2 separate regions of the Mus musculus genome follow, and region 1 is linked to region 2. Evidence: chromatin loops called from intact Hi-C (ENCODE). Cell type or tissue: heart. All regions are shown on one strand. Each heading gives the region's core, and the rest is flanking DNA. Links, peaks and the distances in the headings are about the cores only.

Evidence for each region. Hi-C counts contacts between places; a loop is a spot of excess contacts. Peaks named below come from ENCODE experiments on the same cell type or tissue, not always from the same donor. Only the 100,000 strongest peaks of a DNase experiment are listed, where the experiment ranks them.
Region 1: it touches region 2 in a loop (2.1-fold over the local background); 2 of 42 quality-filtered maps call a loop at or near these places.

What each region holds. Positions count from the first base shown.
Region 1 is chr17:87,670,650-87,673,558 of GRCm38, forward strand. It overlaps Msh2 (mutS homolog 2), which reads left to right and starts at 1,883. Exons shown (of 16, transcript NM_008628.3): 1 at 1,883-2,157. The coding sequence starts at 1,947. In heart, for the core only: a CTCF peak has its summit at 1,654; a DNase peak (open chromatin) is centred at 1,782; H3K4me3 peaks cover 1,786 bases; H3K27ac peaks cover 1,606 bases.
Region 2 is chr17:87,460,268-87,463,177 of GRCm38, forward strand. It overlaps Gm30794 (predicted gene, 30794), which reads right to left and starts at 92. Exons shown (of 3, transcript NR_168623.1): 1 at 1-92. In heart, for the core only: a CTCF peak has its summit at 1,420 (motif pointing left); no DNase peak of the experiment used is centred there; H3K4me3 peaks cover 794 bases; H3K27ac peaks cover 1,191 bases.

The sequences.
Region 1 (2,909 bases), core at 410-2,909, 210 kb after region 2:
CAAAACTAAAATAAAAGCCCAAATTCATCAAAAGTCCACAGTTCTGGTAAAGTTTCTACATGTCCTAAGGTTGCTTTTTTTTTTTTTTTTTAGTTCCACTTCTGGTTAACTGTTCTTGTTAATTGGAGTATGACAACCCAGAATATAAATATATGTATATGTATATAGCTTAAAAGCTCACCCCAAGAAAAGTTCAGTGCTACAATGGGATCCTGAATACCCAGGGTAGTTACTGGTCAAGTAATAAAGCTGTCCTATTGGCTTAAACCTGTGGGCAAGTTGTTTTCTCTGGTGGATACCACACAATAGGTCCAGGCACGGAATCCAGGGCATCGGGCTTGGTACACATACCTTCACCCAGAGCCATCTCAGTGGCCGTCGAGAAACTGTATAGAAACAGAACAAAGAAAGTTTTAAATCAAGGCCGTAGAAACTAAGGGGTCTGTACAAAGATTATATTTGATAATCACAAGGTTGTTAAGGTAAACACAGAGGTGGGCAATAGTAGCTCTTTAGGGGACTACAATTAGCTCAAGATAATTTGGCTCAGGGCTTGCAATATTTCAGCTCCCTACAATCACATCTTAATCAGTTAATTAGCCCTTAAGAATGTTTATAACCCTGCAGTTTTTCCTGTCGGTTTACACCTCTTAGTCTCCATCTTTCTGTGTGTTTGTTTATCTACTTCTAAAACAGTGTGCAGTCTGCATCCATTCACTAGCACGGAAGAAAAACCAGATGCAACCTCTCTACCTCCCCCGCCTCCACCCTTTTCTTTATTGAGACAGGGTCTTGCTACACAGAAATCCAAAGCAGGATGTTTATTTATTTAGAACTCCAAAGCAGGTTATTTATTTATTTATTTATTTATTTAGGATGCAGTCTCTGGTAGCCCAAATTGACCTCCAGCTGCGTAGCCAAGGATAATACTGTACTGTGTTTCTTGCCAGACCCACTTTTAACTTTTGGCCCTTCTGACCTCCTGAGAGCTGGGGTTTCAAGTGTGTGTCACCCTACTCGTTTCCACATTTAATATATATATTTTTTCTTTAAATTAATAAGTGTCTGCACCTGACCTCCTCCACCCACACCGAGGATCTGGAGTTACCAGTTATGATGAGCTACACTAGTGATGGGGACTGAACTCAAGGTAGGCGACTATGAAAACATTAGGAAGTTAGGAAACTGCTGAGCCCCCAATCTGTCCTTTATTTGTTTATTTATTTATTTATTTATTTACCAGACAAGGTGCTGAGCCCCCATCTGTCCTTTATTTATTTATTTACCAGACAAGGTTTCTCTGTGTAGTCCTGACTTCCCTGGAACTCGATTGGTAGACCTGGCTGGCCTCAGAGGCCCCCCCGAGTGCTTGGATTAAGGGCATGCGCCACCACGCTCGGCTTGCCAAGTGTCTATTGGATGAATTCGTCAACCGATGGGCGAAATGCAAAACTGGGTCAGCAAGAGGTTGTGCAGAATATACCTGAAATTTTACCTATGGCAGTTTGCACTGCAAGTGTATAACGCACACTCAAGGCTGGGTGGGGGAAAAAAGATAGTTCTTTGTTTACAAGTTCTTTGTGATTTCACTCTTACGTTTCCGGTCACTTGATAAAACAAATTCCTAGCTGACCCCGCCTAGCACACCTACCCACCCACCAGGCGGACTTGAAAGCGCAGCCTCTGGAAGGCCTGCAAGGCTGCAGAAGTCGGACGCATGCGCAGTAGCTAGAGTCCTAGAGTTCGCGGGAAGCTGGGACCTTGCTCGCTTATGATTGGCTACTGCGGTAGACTCCCACCCACCGGGGCGCAGCGCTGCATGGTGATTGGGCGAGCCCACAGAGGCCGGACGAGGTTTAGGGGGCGAGGTTGGGGAGGCGGGAAACGACGCGGCCAGCGCAGGGTCGCTCTGTGCTCTAGTGGTGTTGGTGTGGAGCGGCTCGGAAATGGCGGTGCAGCCTAAGGAGACGCTGCAGTTGGAAGGCGCGGCCGAGGCGGGCTTCGTGCGCTTCTTTGAGGGCATGCCGGAGAAGCCGAGCACCACGGTGCGCCTCTTCGACCGCGGCGACTTTTACACGGCGCACGGAGAGGACGCGCTGCTGGCGGCCCGCGAGGTGTTCAAGACCCAGGGCGTGATCAAGTACATGGGGCCGGCAGGTGAGGGCAGCCGCGGCGGCGGGGCCCGGGCCGGCTCGGGGCCGCGTTGCCGGAAACCTGGGCGCATGCAGCGGTGGGGCTGCGGCGGAGCGCCCCGCCCGAGAGCTGCCTCCCCGGGCCACGCGTTTAGCATCTTGTTTTGGTTCGCTTCCGCACAGTGCGCTGGGCGGCTGCACACCGCCGAGTCCAGGCTGTCCTCGGACGCCTCGAGTTCCAGCCTCCCAAGTTGATAGGATTAGAGTCTTGTGTCACCGTGGGTACCTCCAAATCAATAACAGCCCGCAGCCTAGGAGCGAGGAGTGGAGGGCGTTTTGAGAGCTTCCTTTAAGACACCCTCATTTGCCAATAGGCTGTGTTTTGTTTTGTTTTTTTTAAACCGTCTCGCTTGAGAACCTGGGATGGACCATTGCTGAAGGGCAGTATCGCCAAGTGGTCAGGACCTAGGATATGCCCTGGAGCTGAACTGCCCGGATTTCAGTTGTGGATCCCCTACTGTTTGCTGAGTGCGGTTGAGCTAGTTGGAAAGCTGTGCTTAGCTAGCTAGCTAGCTAGCTTTCTTTCTTTCTTTCTTTCTTTCTTTTTTTTTTCTGCCACCTTGGCTCTCACCACTCAGCATCATCTCTCCCTAAAAGGCTTCAGAACTCATTTGTGGCCTAGGAAGATTAATTTGATCACCATAATAACCTCTCCCCCACCCACCCCCGTTGCTTTTTCTTTCAATTACATTGAATGTCCATTATATCATACTTTGG
Region 2 (2,910 bases), core at 96-2,595:
TGGAGGGGAAGAAATCAAGGCTGTGATAGCATCACGCCTCAGTAGCCCCAGCAGCCATCCGCAGTCCCTTATGAGGAAGGGGACAGGACATCAGCCAGCAGTTTCCAGTTACTCTGCAGCATTCCCTTCCTCTGGCATTAAACCAATGCAGTGTTCTGAAATTTATGGCATTTCTCAAGTACCACGCAGACGCATTTACAGAACTCAGCTCGCCTGGTCCTCTAAATCCAGACACAGGCTGGATTCCTATTAGCTCCAGCTTACAAGTGCAGAAACTGGAATTCAGGAGGTTAAGGGGAATCAGGAAGGCACTTAGGCTGGCACTCAAGGACCCCTGGCTGTCCTGTTCACAAGTCCCACCCCCTGGGCTTCAGCCTTCCTCCTCTCTAGCAGGGAGGGAGGGAGGGAGGTCAGGGCTTTGCATTCAGTCTTCGGTTCGTTCCTTTCTGTTTTCTGCCTTCACATTACTTCAGCCTAATGAACCAATATCACATTCGCATTTCTCACTCTGCAGACATCTCCTTGAGACCGGTTCCCTGCAAATCCAGAGTTACAGAATTGCGCTGACAGATTAACAGCCTGGCTTGGGGGTGAGTTTAAAATAGAATCCGAGATGATCTAAATCAAGAATCCTTAAGCAGAAGTTCAAGACAGGAGACTTCGGAGGAGACTGCTGAGCCCTGAATTACATGTACATATAATTATATGCATGTGTATATGCCTCTTCCTAAGACAAGGGTCCAGAACCTCCACCACGTTCTCAAAGAGGTTTTGAACCCCAAAGGATGAAGAACTGGACATGGTCTAGCTAAACCCAGAGCCCATGTTACCAGGTTTGCCCCTGGCTGTCCTGTGAAGCAGCACAATTTGTGGTAGAGACATCCCAGAGCTAAATACCAGAAGCTGAAGCTGAGCTCTGGATCTGGCAAATGTTTTAAAGACTCATGAATTATTAAAATGGCTAATTAAGTCAGCCCTCACCCGCCCGCCCGAGAGTATCTGCTTTCCCCTCACCGCTGAGCTCACAGCTGAAACTTCAATCCATCCCATGCTGCAGGGCAAGGTCACTTGGCTCCTTCCTTGCCGGCCTAAGGAGAACTAGGAGCAGACTGCTGCGTCTGCACATGCCTGCTGGCCTCAGTGTACGAACCTGGAGGTTCCGACCCATTGGCCTCAGTGTATGAACCTGGAGGTTCCGATCCATTTTCTCTTCTCTGCCCACTAAAATGCAGGCAGTTCTCCAGGGAGCTCATTGCTACACTAAACCCACACCGTTTCTTCTGTTGGGCACACTGGCCTATGTCAGCCAAGAGTGTTCCTTCATCTTCCTCCCTTGCCCAATTCACCTTCCCAACAGGACACTATAAATGAGTGGCCTGGAGCCACAACCACTTGCTGTTCTGGGAGGGAGCGCTACTTCCCTCTGCTGGGTGACAAGGGTCTCCATCTCCTCCACTTCTCCATGCCTAGCCCTGCCATTGGGAGAGCTTTCCCTCAGGACGTTGCTCACTCTCATTCTGCATTCACATCCCTTTCTGGTTCCACTTCACTGGGGAAACATCATTGCTTGTGCCAAGCTAGCTATATTTAAAAACCAGATTAAACAGGAAACCTTCTTCTTTCCTACCACTCCCCATCCCCGGTCTTCAAAGATGATCACTGTTTAAGAAGTTCTTTTGTAAAATGGTGATTTGGAGCCCACGTAGAATGAGAAACCACACAGTCACCTCTGCCCCAGAGCCCCTCTTCCCCAGCCTGTGGCTCACAGGTGGCATTCACACATTACCAGCCACATGTGCAGAGGTGGCTCTACCCCTAGGTGAGAGGAACACAGATCGCTTCCACTGCTATCCCCCAGTCACCTCCCCAAGTGGAGGGTGGCAGAAACCACAACATAGGAGAAGGGAGAGAGGCCTAGCAGAAGGCAGGATATCAGGGGACAGGGAGTAGTAGATCCTGACTCAGGACCACAGAAAGTCAAGATTCCGTTGTCCCCTTAGACTTCATTTGCAGAACACAATACAAAAGCAATAGCAAGATTTCCCTGATGGCAGCCAGGTCTGGTTGCGTTATGCATTTTATAATCACAGGTTTAGCAGGCTGGGGCAGAAATACCAGAAGGTTAATGCCATGCTCACGCTACATGCAGAGTGACTTTGTGGCCAACCTGGGCTACATGAGACAACAAAGCAAAAACAACAACAAAGAATTCAAGATGGCAACAGCAGAATCCTAAACCTCCTGTGTTAACCTTGATGGGGGGGCGGGGGAGCCTGCACGACCACTGTCACCCCTGAAGACAACCTGCTTGCCAATCTGTTCCCAGGAAATTTTAGTGTAAATTCTAATCTGTAAAGATTCTGAAGAATGTAAGGACTCAGAAAGTAACTTAGTTGTTATGCCTGCCACCCCTTTCTGCACCCACAGTCTTGCACAAACATGAAATTCATGCCTTAGAGATATAATCCCACAGACATGAGGAGAAAGACCATTGACCCAAATCGTCATGGCCAAATTAATTAAAGAAAGATTTTGTTTATTCCTGTTAATGGGTTGTCTCTCCCTAAAGGCAAGGTTCAAGAGATTAGAATTAGATATGGGTAAGATAAGTTTTTTAAAAAAATATTTACTTATTTATTTTATATTTATGTGTATACTGTAGTTGTCTTCAGACACACCGGAAGATCACATTATATTGCATCAGATCTCATCACAGATGGTTGTGAGCCACCATTTGGTTGTTGGGAATTGAACTCGGGACCTTTGGGAGAACAGTCATTGCTCTTAACTGCTGAGCCATCTCCCGAGCCCCTGATAAGGATCTTTATAGTTGAGGAGTAGGGGGTTTCCAAATGTGGTAGGCAAATAGTGGAGAGTTACAGAAGCAGAACATAGCATAACACATTGGTC